2 separate regions of the Homo sapiens genome follow, and region 1 is linked to region 2. Evidence: chromatin loops called from intact Hi-C (ENCODE). Cell type or tissue: pancreas. All regions are shown on one strand. Each heading gives the region's core, and the rest is flanking DNA. Links, peaks and the distances in the headings are about the cores only. Region 1 overlaps ARHGAP24 (Rho GTPase activating protein 24). Region 2 overlaps ARHGAP24 (Rho GTPase activating protein 24).

Region 1 (5,385 bases), core at 241-5,240, 110 kb after region 2:
ACCCCAAACTCAAGTTACATTTATTACAGTTTTTCTTATTTCAAAATCGATATCTCAAACTCAGTGTTTCTATTTTGGTTTGTGCTAAGCATAGAATACAAGAAACAGGCAGCATAAGGTAAATCATACCATTTGAGGAATTGTATATAATGAATTTGATTGTATAATAATGTGAAATACTGAATGTTAAGTGCTTGCTAGCATTCCAATCTTTGTTTTTCTGTTATATTGAATTAAAACAACAACAACAACAAAGTGGGAAGAGATAAATTTCCCAAGTTTACTGTGATCCTTTTTTTTTAAGGCATTTTTGGACAGAAACTGGAGGATACTGTTCGTTATGAGAAGAGATATGGGAACCGTCTGGCTCCGATGTTGGTGGAGCAGTGCGTGGACTTTATCCGACAAAGGGGGCTGAAAGAAGAGGGTCTCTTTCGACTGCCAGGCCAGGCTAATCTTGTTAAGGAGCTCCAAGATGCCTTTGACTGTGGGGAGAAGCCATCATTTGACAGGTAGATGTCACAATTTTACTAGCCATCTTCACTGAGAAATTCAGACTCAACTGACAGGATGCAGTGAGCTGAGGAGGCATAACCTTGATTGATGTGGTAACAGTTTACAACATAGATTATTTGGCCACAGGAGTTTGCATTGTTTCTATTAAGTTACAAAGTCAAAAATTGGGCACCTTAGATATCTTTCTCTTCCATACTTTCCATCTTAAAACATTTTTTTTGTTCTTCTTCTTTGGTACTAAAGTAAAACTGTATTAAACTTTTGCACTGGAAAAAGTGAATTTATAAAATAGGATTCTTCTCTTGCTTAATGTTTTTAAATTCTTTCTGTTAAGTAATGTTAAAAGTATTATGAGTAGAGATTGAAATATTGGCAATGTAATTAAAAATAAGTATTTCAATAATAACAAAAGCATTATATTTTTAAATATATAGCTCTACTTTAATCTAGAATAGTTTTACAGGGAAACAAGGAGAAGTACAGCATGGTGAAAATAAAAGAATAATGGCAGCCCCAGAGAAGAAAATATAAAGCACTCCTAACTCCACTAATAAAGAGTTAATCTGGCTAATATTTTGTGAATAATCTTCTCTTTACTTTTTGAAAGCTTAGTAGAAAAAATAAAATTTTATCTTAATATTATCAACATTATATACCAGAAATGTTTTCATATTAATAGTTGAAAAATACCCTTTTTTCTAATATATTTTAACTTAACATTTTACCATTAACAACTTCTATAAGCCTCTTTTTAAATATCTAATATTTCACTCTACAGGTATATTATTCACAACTATTTCAATATTGTTAGACATTTACATTATGACATTTTCATTATTATAAATACTATTGTAGTGGATATACACTTGCATAAATACTTTCTATTTTTGGATTACTTAGGATAAATTCTCAGCATTGGAGTTTTTGGATAAGAGTAATCCTGATGCTTGAAAATTAAAAATAGCCTACTGTCTTAGTCCATTCAGGCTGTCATAACAAAATATCATAAATGGAGTGATTTATAAACAAAATTTATTTCTGAAAATTCTGGATTCTGGAAAATAACAGTCAAGGCACTGGCAAATCCGTGTCTGATGAGGACTTGATCTCAGTTCATAGATGGCACCTTTTCACTGTGCCCTCAGATGGTGGAAGGTACAAGGCAGCTCTCTGGGGCCTCTTTTTATTTTATTTTATTATTCTTTAAGTTCTGGGATACATGAGCAGAACGTGCAGGTTTGTTACATAGGTATACACGTGCCATGGTGGTTTGCTGCACCCATCAACCCATCATCTACAATTAGGTATTTCTCCTAATGTTATCCCTCCTCTAATCCCCCACCCCACAACAGGCCTGGTGTGTGATGTTCCCCTCCCTGTGTCCATGTATTCTCATTGTGCAACTCCCACTTATGAGTGAGAACATGCGGTGTTTGGTTTTTTGTTCCTGTGTTAGTTTGCTGAGAATGATGGTTTCCAGCTTCATCCATGTCGCTGCAAAGGACATGAACTCATCCTTTTTTAAGGCTGCATAGTATTCCATGGTGTATATGTGCCACATTTTCTTTATCTAGTATATCATTGATGGGCATTTGGGTTGGTTCCAAGTCTTTGCTATTGTGAACAGTGCTGCAATAAACATACGTGTGCATATATCTTTATAGAAGACTGATTTATAATCCTTTGGGTATATACCCAGTAATGGGATTGCTGGGTCAAATAGTATTTCTGGTTCTAGATCCTTGAGGAATCACCACGCAGTCTTCCACAATGGTTGAGCTAATTTACATTCCCACCAACAGTGTAAAAGTGTTCCTATTTTTCTACGTCCTCTCCAGCATCTGTTGTTTCCTGACTTTTTAATGATTGCCATTCTAACTGGCGTGAGATGGTATCTCATTGTGGTTTTGATTTGCATTTCTCTAATGACCAGTGAGGATAAGCTTTTTTCCATATGTTTGTTGGCCACATAAATGTCTTCTTTTGCATAAATACTTTCTATTTTTGGATTACTTAGGATAAATTCTTAGCATTGGAGTTTTTGGATAAGAGTAATCCTGATGCTTGAAAATTAAAAATAGCCTACTGTCTACTTTTGAGAAGTGTCTGGTCATGTCCTTCACCCACTTTTTGATGTGGTTGTTTGTTTCTTGTAAAATTGTTTAAGTTCCTTGTAGATTCTGGATATTAGCCCTTTGTCAGATGGATAGATTGCAAAAATTTTCTCCCATTCTGTAGGTCGCCTGTTCACGCTGATGATAGTTTCTTTTGTTGTGCAGAAGCTCTTTAGTTTAATTAGATCCCATTTGTCAAATTTGGGTTTTGTTGCCATTGCTTTGGTGTTTTAGTCATGAAGTCTTTGTCTGGGGCCTCTTTTTTAAAAAATGTCTAAACCCAAATTTAATAAGTTGTAGATATAAGCCCAACGCGTGACCGTGGGTAATAACAAATCACAGTTTAGTTATAATTATGAAAATCATGAAATCAGAATGCAAACGAAAGCCTTTATAAGATGAACTTTATCAGTGATGACATGAATATCATCATTAAAGATGGCTTAGTTTTCTTTTTTTTCTTCCTTTTTTTTGAGATGGAGTTTCATTCTTGTTGCCCAGGCTGGAGTGCAATGGCACAATCTCGGCTCACCACAACCTCCACCTCCTGGGTTCAAGCGATTCTCCTGCCTCAGCCTCCTGAGTAGCTGGGCTACAGGCATGTGCCAACATGCCTGGCTAATTTCGTATTTTTACTAGAGACAGAGTTTCTCCATGTTGGTCAGGCTGGTCTCGAACTGCCGAGCTCAGGTGATCCACCCGACTCAGCCTCCCAAAGTGCTGGGATTATAGGCGTGAGCCACCGCACCCGACCTTTTTTCTTTTTTCGAAACAGAATCTTGCTCTGTTGCCACACACTGGAGTGCAGTAGCATGATCTCAGCTCACTGCAACGTCCACCTCACTGGTTCAAGCCATTCTCATGCCTCAGCCTCCCGAGTAGCTGGGATTACGGGCATGTGCCACCATGCCTGACTATTTTTTGTATATTTTGTTGAGATGGAGTTTCACCATGTTGGCCAGGCTGGTCTCAAAGCCTAGGTTTCTATATGTCTCAAGGTTTGCTTTGTATTTAGAATAAATAGTGCAACGAGTGTAAATAACAAACAAATAAAATAACATTGTGCTTCTTAAAAGTTACATATGAAAAGGCCTGAGCGGGGTGGCTCATGCCTATAATCCCAGCACTTTGGGAGGCCAAGGTGGGAGGATCATGAGGTCAGGAGTTTGAGACCAGCCTGGCCAACATGCTGAAACTGTCTCTACTAAAAATACAAAAATTAGCCAGGCATGGTGGCAAGCACCTGTAATCCCAGCTGCTTGGAAGGTAGAGGCAGGAGAATCTCTTGAACCCGGGAGGCAGAGGTTGCAGTGAGCCGAGATCAGGCCACTGCACTCCAGCCTGGGCAACAGGGCGAGACTCAGCCTCAAAAAAAAAAAAAAAAAAAATTATACATGAAAAGAAACACTTTTAAAATTACTAGAGACCTTAATATTTAAAATAAATGTATAGTTTGTCCTTTTCCTTTATAAAGTAAAAAATAATTTACTATTCTGTATTGGTCTGTTTTCATGCTGCTGATAAAGACATATCTGAGACTGGGTAATTTATATAGGAAAAAGGTTTAATTAATAACTTACAGTTCCACGTGACTGGGGAGGCCTCACAATCCTGGCAGAAGGCAAGGAGGAGCAAGTCGCATCTTATGTGGATGGCGGCAGGCAAAAAGAGAGAGCTTATGCAGGGAAAACTCTTGCTTTTAAAACCATCAGATCTCATGAGACTCATTCACTATCATGAGAACAGCATGAGAAAGACCTGCCCCATGATTCAACCACCTCCCACCAGGGTCCTCCCGTGACATGTGGGAATTGTGGGAATTACAATTCAAAATGAGATTTGGGACACAGCCAAACCATATCATATTCCCTCATTTTTAAGGTTTTCTTTTTATTTAAAATGTATATTTTTTCCTATTGTAAATATATTTCTTCTGTTTTACTTTTTTCCATTTTTATTTAGAATTGCGTACAGGTTTGTTACAAAGGTATACTGTATGATGCTGAGGTTTGGAGGAGGAATGAATCTGTAACCCAAGTAGTGAGCGTAGTACGCCAATAGGCAGTTTATTTCAACCCTTAGCACCCTCTCTCCCTCTCCTCTCTTGTATGCCCAGTATCTGTTGTTCCCATTTTTATGTCCATGTTTACCCAATGTTTAGTTCCCACTTATAAGTGAGAACTTGTGATATTTGGTTTTCTGTTTCTTCGTTAGTTCACTTAGGATAATGGTTTCCAGCTGCATCTATGTTGCAGCAGAGGACATTATTTCATTCTTTTTGATGGTGGCATAGTATTCCATGGTATATATGTACCACTTTTGCTTTACCCAGTCCACCATCGATGGCCACTTGGGTTGATTTCATGTCTTTACTATTGTGAATAGCACTGAAATGAACATATAGGTGTATGTGTCTTTTTGCTAGAATAATTTCTTTTCCTTTGGATATATACCTATTAGTGGGACTGCTGGGTTGAATAGTGGTTCAACTCTCACTTCCTTGAGAAATCTCCAAATTGCTCTCCACAGTGGCTGAACTAATTTACATTCCCATTAACAGTGATTAAGTGTTCCCTTTTCTCCTTGGCCTCACCAACATCTGTTATTTTTTGACTTTTTAACAAAAGCTATTCTGACTAGTGTGAGATGGTATTTCACTGTGGTTTTGATATGCATTTCTCTGATGATTGGTGATGATGAGCATTTTTTCATATGTTTGTTGGCATCTTGTATGTCTTCTTTTGAGAAGTATCTG
Region 2 (5,385 bases), core at 304-5,303:
TAGTCCATTGTGGACAACCCTCTCTTAACACCAAATATACCCCATTAACTTAGGCAGAACTTTAGAATGGTGGGAGAAGGATGAATGAGTCAATAAGAAGTAGTAGGTACCGGTACAACTATGTAGCCATTTAGAAAAAAAGTACCACCAAAATAAATTCTAAAATGGTTGAAGGTTTAGGTGTAAAGTATGAAATTATCAGCATACTAGAAGGCTTTGGTGTGCTTACATGCACAGGGGCGATGCTATCACCACCATGCCACTGAGTTGTCATGGGCAGGGGTAGAAATAGTGTCCTGCTGCTTGAGGGGTACCTGGGCATGGCAGTTACCATAGCAGAATAGAGGTGTCCGAGGTGGGCCTTTCTCTGTACCATCTACCCCAGTGTTCTCTATGTGTTTCAGGCTCCCAGGCTTCAGAGAGGAAGGAAAGCAAAGAAGGTATATATGTCAATCACTAATTTATTTTATAATTCCAAATTGATGCCTGTGTTTTATGCTGGGGCCGGACAAGTGTTAGGAAAATATTGTAGACTGATTTCTTGTTCTTAACTGTCCTGATTCCTAAATCTGATACTTGATTGAGGCCTCAAAGTACCATCACTCTCTCTGGTATCTGCAGATTTCTGATCTCTGACTTCCATTGATATGACAATGGAATGACACACTGTCAGCTATGTGCTGGCCCTTTGAAGTTGCTATCGGAATAGACTGAACTGATTCAAAAAGCTATCTATCAAGAGGTACGTGCTTGGTGGGGAGGAGACAGCTTCAATTGGAAAGGTTTTTCTTTAGGTCTCTGGATTTTTTTTTCTATTTTACTTCCTGTTCCTCTAGTTAATTTCTTTATCCTGGGATTCCTCCCCTCCCATGACCTCCCGTACTGTTTCACACTATCCTCTGACCTGGGGAAAAAAAAAACAACAACAACACTTGTGTCATTCACGCTAAGTTTCTCAGACTGGCAGGCTGTTTAGAGCATGTGCAGTGTTCTAGCAACAGATTAAGGCAAATCTACAGAACTTCAAAAGCCTGAAGGCTTTGAAAAATTGCAAAGGACTACCCAGTTATATTTGGAATTTCTGCCTTTTGGATTTGTATTAGCTAAGAAACCCAGAAAAGTTTTTAAACTTTTAAAATTTAGTGTTAGTAGAAACTTGGAAGGTACAAACAGTTTTCTAAAACAGTCATGAACAATTTAGTCAAGGTGCTGAGAATGAAGGCCAAATGTGTCTGAAACTTTCAAGTAAGGTATTTATAAGCTCACTAGAAGTCACACAAAAGTGATTTTAAATATCAGAAATATTTTACATTAGTTAAGAACACAGGCACTGGGATCAGCTGGATCTGCTTTGAAATCCATGAGCAAGTTGGGAAGGTTATTTAACTTTTGTGAAGCTCAGTTTTCACATATGTAATATTAGTATAAATCACATATTACGAAGTTTAGCTGAGAAAATATGTATGTATGTATTTGTTTATAGTAGAAGAAATAATCAAAAAGCTAACCTGTGAATGGAGATATTTTAGCAAATAGGACTATTATTTTGGTGGAGGAGTGAATTTTTTCTAGATCAAGAGGTAGAAAAAGTTGGGGGAAGTTATCAGAGAGAATAAAAAGAATTAATGGGAGATACAATAGGATAAATTTGATCATCACAGAATGAAGACCTCATTATCATTATCTGTGACCTTCTTCCATAGGACCTAACACAATTTCTTCCTCATAGTAGGTCCTTTTTTATGTTAAATAAATGAATGAATAAAAGAAAGAGACACTAACAGTAATCATGAAGGAAAATAGAGAATTGCATAAAAGAATATTTTAAAACACCTCCAAGACATCCTATCTCAAGTACACTTTGTTGGTCAGATATATCTATAATACTTCACCCATCTCGCCACTTGCCCCTGAAAATGAGACAGAAAACTAATAAGAACAGTTCTATTGATTACCCAGTGTATCTGTTACAACATCCCATAAGGAGGATAGAGTGAGAAACCAGTGTTCTTTGGACATACTGAGGAATGACACACCTGTCAAAACGGAGAGAAGATCTGTGACGTCCACGTGGTTTCTGGAAGAAGTCAAAGGGTGAACAGAGAGCCCAAACTGAAAAGACCATTAATCTTAAAGAAATGCCAGGATGGGATGAAGGCCTCAATCTAGAGTTGCTTTTACTATTTGGGAAGGGACAAATATTTATAGTCCTTTGCTCTATGGAATGTTTTGTTTCCCCAAGCCTTGCCCATTAATTGCCAATCACTCCTCCATTTATGTGAAAACCCAAACACTCCTGCACTTTTCAAATATCTCCAAGGGAGTGGTTCCCAAGTAAAGAATACTGAGAGTATAAAAAGTAGATTGAACCATATTTAGAAGTGTAATGACTAAGTATCAGAATAAAAAAACTTCACTCCTTGGCTTTCATGGATCTCATAAGCATATATTTTACTCTTTTGAAGTGAAAGCAAATACCTTGTTAGTAGCTTGTCATTTTTCTGAGGAGTGTGTTTGAATCATGTTTGCTGTCAGTCTGATTTGGAAAGACCCATCACTTAGCTAGTGAGTGAGATTAGCATACCTCACTCTTGCCGACACCCTTTCAAGTAAGTCTATGCAGGCTTGTTTTTCTCTTCTTGTATTCATTGCAAACCTAGTAACTCGCACAATGTAATTTAAAAAAAAAAAAGCAAACTTTGGGCCGGGCGCGGTGGCTTATGCCTGTAATCCCAGCACTTTTGGGAGGCTGAGGCGGGCGGATCACGAGGTCAGGAGATTGAGACCATCCTAGCTAACACGGTGAAACCCCGCGTCTCTACTAAAAATACAAAAATTAGCCAGGCGTGGTGGCGGGCGTCTGTAGTCCCAGCTGGGAGGCTGAGGCAAGAGAATGACGTGAACCCGGGAGGCGGAGCTTGCAGTGGGCCGAGATCGCGCCACTGCACTCCAGCCTGGGTGACAGAGTGAGACTCCATCTCAAAAAAAAAAAAAAAAGCACGGTTTGTTTCATTGTAGAAAAATGGTTCTAAAAAGGAAAGCAATTTGTACGGCTGCTAATGAGGTGGAAAGGATGTGAAGCGATAGAATGTGATAACGATTTGTATTTTGTTTGTTTGTTTGTTTTTTGAGATGGAGTCTTGCTCTGTTGCCCGGGCAGGAGTGCAGTGGCATGATCTCAGCTCACTGCAACCTCCGCCTCCCGGGTTCAAGAGATTCTCCTGCCTCAGCCTCTCGAGCAGCTGGGATTACAGGTGCGTGCCACCATGCCCGGCTAATTTTTGTAGTTTTAGTGGAGACAGGGTTTCACCATGTTGGCCAGACTGGTCTGGAACACCTGAGCTCAAGTGGCCCAGCTGCCTTGGCCTCCCAAAGTGCTGGGATTACAGGTGCGGCCAGATAGTGATTTGTAGGTAAGAACAGTTTTGGATAAATTATGGAATTCAGACTTGGCAGTGCTGGCAATCTATGACAGCATGTCATTATTGACACCTGCAGTGACAGTAGGAGCAATGCAAGCTTTGGTCCTAAGAAACATGACCTCCATCTTTTGTTGTTACCTTATCTGGGTATGGGATGTTGTGTTCACATTCCTCAGGTTGTGTTAAGTTTTGTGGTACACCAAACATTTCTGTGTGTGTCACAGAGTAGGAGAATGAAGTGTCAGGGAAATGTCCTTGATAACAGTACCTGTATTACTTTCTCAAAACTGCTGTAACAAAGTTTCACAAATGGGTGGTTTAAACAACAAAAATTTCCTGCCTCACAGTTCTGGAAGCCATAAATGTAAAATCAAGGTGTTAGCAGGTTGATGCTGCCTCTGAAGACACTACAGAAGGTCTGTTCTCGGTCTTTCTCCTACCTTCTGATAGACTCAGGAGTTTCTTAGCTTGTAGATGCCTGTCTTCCTATGTTTCTCAACATCACCTTCCCTCTGTGCATATCTATCACTGTGTCCCTATTTCCCCTTTTTATGAGGACACCAGTCATATTGGATTAGGGACTACCACTTTGACCTGTAAAGACCCTATTTCCAAATATGACCACATTCTGAGATACTGGAGGTTAGGACTTCAACATATCTTTCCTGAGGAACATAATTCAACCCCTAGCATTGGCTCAGAAGAAATAATAGTAATGGGAGAACCCAAGAAAATTCAGAGTCCAGGACTGGCCTCAGTATTATATTACCTCCATGCTATTCGAAGTGTGGTCAGTGACTAGCAGCATCAGTATCCTGTCAGCGCTGGTAAGAAATGCAGAGTCTCAAGCCTCTTCTAGACCTCCTGCATCAGAATCTGCATTTTAACCTAGATCCCCAGATGTTTTGTTTGTACATTAAAGTTTCAGAAGAGCTGTTCCAACTCACAGAGTAGAAGCCCAATTCTCAAATGCCAAAAAGGAGGGGGAAAAAGGACTGTGCTGATGTGCAGGGACTCCCTAAATATGTGCACATAGCAAGTATGGGGTCATCATTCTAGCCCAGCTGTGACATATTTATTCCTAAAGGTAATATTTATCTCTGAAAGTTTTAGGAGTTAAGTGTTGATGACTATTTATTCCCTTGCTGTAGAGCATCCCTTAGGAGTGAACTCAGAAGATCATTAGGCAGAGATAGCTCAAATTCTTTTTTCCTACACTTGCTTTGATTCTGTAAGTTGTTTCTTTTCTGCCAACCTGCTCTATAATTTGAGTCAGCCTAGCTAACTGGGTCATACAATCTAATTCTGAAATAAGGCCTGTCAAGGGAAAACATTTTCCCCAGTAATGGGGAAAAGGTACTTGAATTTCTAACATCATTCTTTAAGTGATTGAAAATGTCGTGAACTCTTGCTTCACTGACTTCTGCCTCTCCTGCCCCAAGGTCTTTGCACGTCCCTAAAGATGTAATTCAGCTGGAATTTGTGGTTGTGGAGTCTATGTTACATGAAGACAAATCGAAAGAGAAAAACAAAAAAAAACAAGCAGCGGAATTAAACTTTGTCCTGGAGTCATCTTGGGCAAATGCTTATAATAGCAAGGGAACAAATGCAGCTTCCCTAGAGGACTCCGAGGTTGCAGTTCTCATGGGGGTGGGGACTTGAAATGACAAGTGATTATTCACAGAAGTAAAATATGCTCAGGAGGAGCCCACTCCCCTAAACTCCAGTGTCAGCAAGCACACCATATGGACTGTATTCCAATCCCAATAAAACTGCCATGCTGCGGGCAATGTTGTAGGGAAATTTCCCTACGTGGGAATCAATCTTTGTAACTGATAATTAGAGAATTTTAACATTTTTATCATCTTCTCTCGAGTCCTATAGTTTAGATTCCTCGATCGGTATTGTATTTCTGCTCTGCTGGCTTTATCTATATGCTAAGTAGTAAAACAAAACCAAACTT

The links. Hi-C counts contacts between places; a loop is a spot of excess contacts. Peaks named below come from ENCODE experiments on the same cell type or tissue, not always from the same donor. Only the 100,000 strongest peaks of a DNase experiment are listed, where the experiment ranks them.
Region 1: a loop joins it to region 2, with 2.3 times the contacts of the local background. A loop is called at or near these places in 2 of 110 quality-filtered maps.

Annotation. Positions count from the first base shown.
Region 1 is chr4:85,941,762-85,947,146 of GRCh38, forward strand. ARHGAP24 (Rho GTPase activating protein 24) reads left to right here. Exons shown (of 10, transcript NM_001025616.3): 5 at 305-512. Among named protein-coding and RNA genes, the nearest start is that of MAPK10-AS1, 180 kb to the right of the region's middle. In pancreas, for the core only: no CTCF peak of the experiment used is centred there; no DNase peak of the experiment used is centred there.
Region 2 is chr4:85,832,575-85,837,959 of GRCh38, forward strand. The region is part of intron 3 of ARHGAP24 (Rho GTPase activating protein 24); the gene reads left to right. Among named protein-coding and RNA genes, the nearest start is that of MIR4451, 110 kb to the left of the region's middle. In pancreas, for the core only: no CTCF peak of the experiment used is centred there; no DNase peak of the experiment used is centred there; H3K27ac peaks cover 937 bases.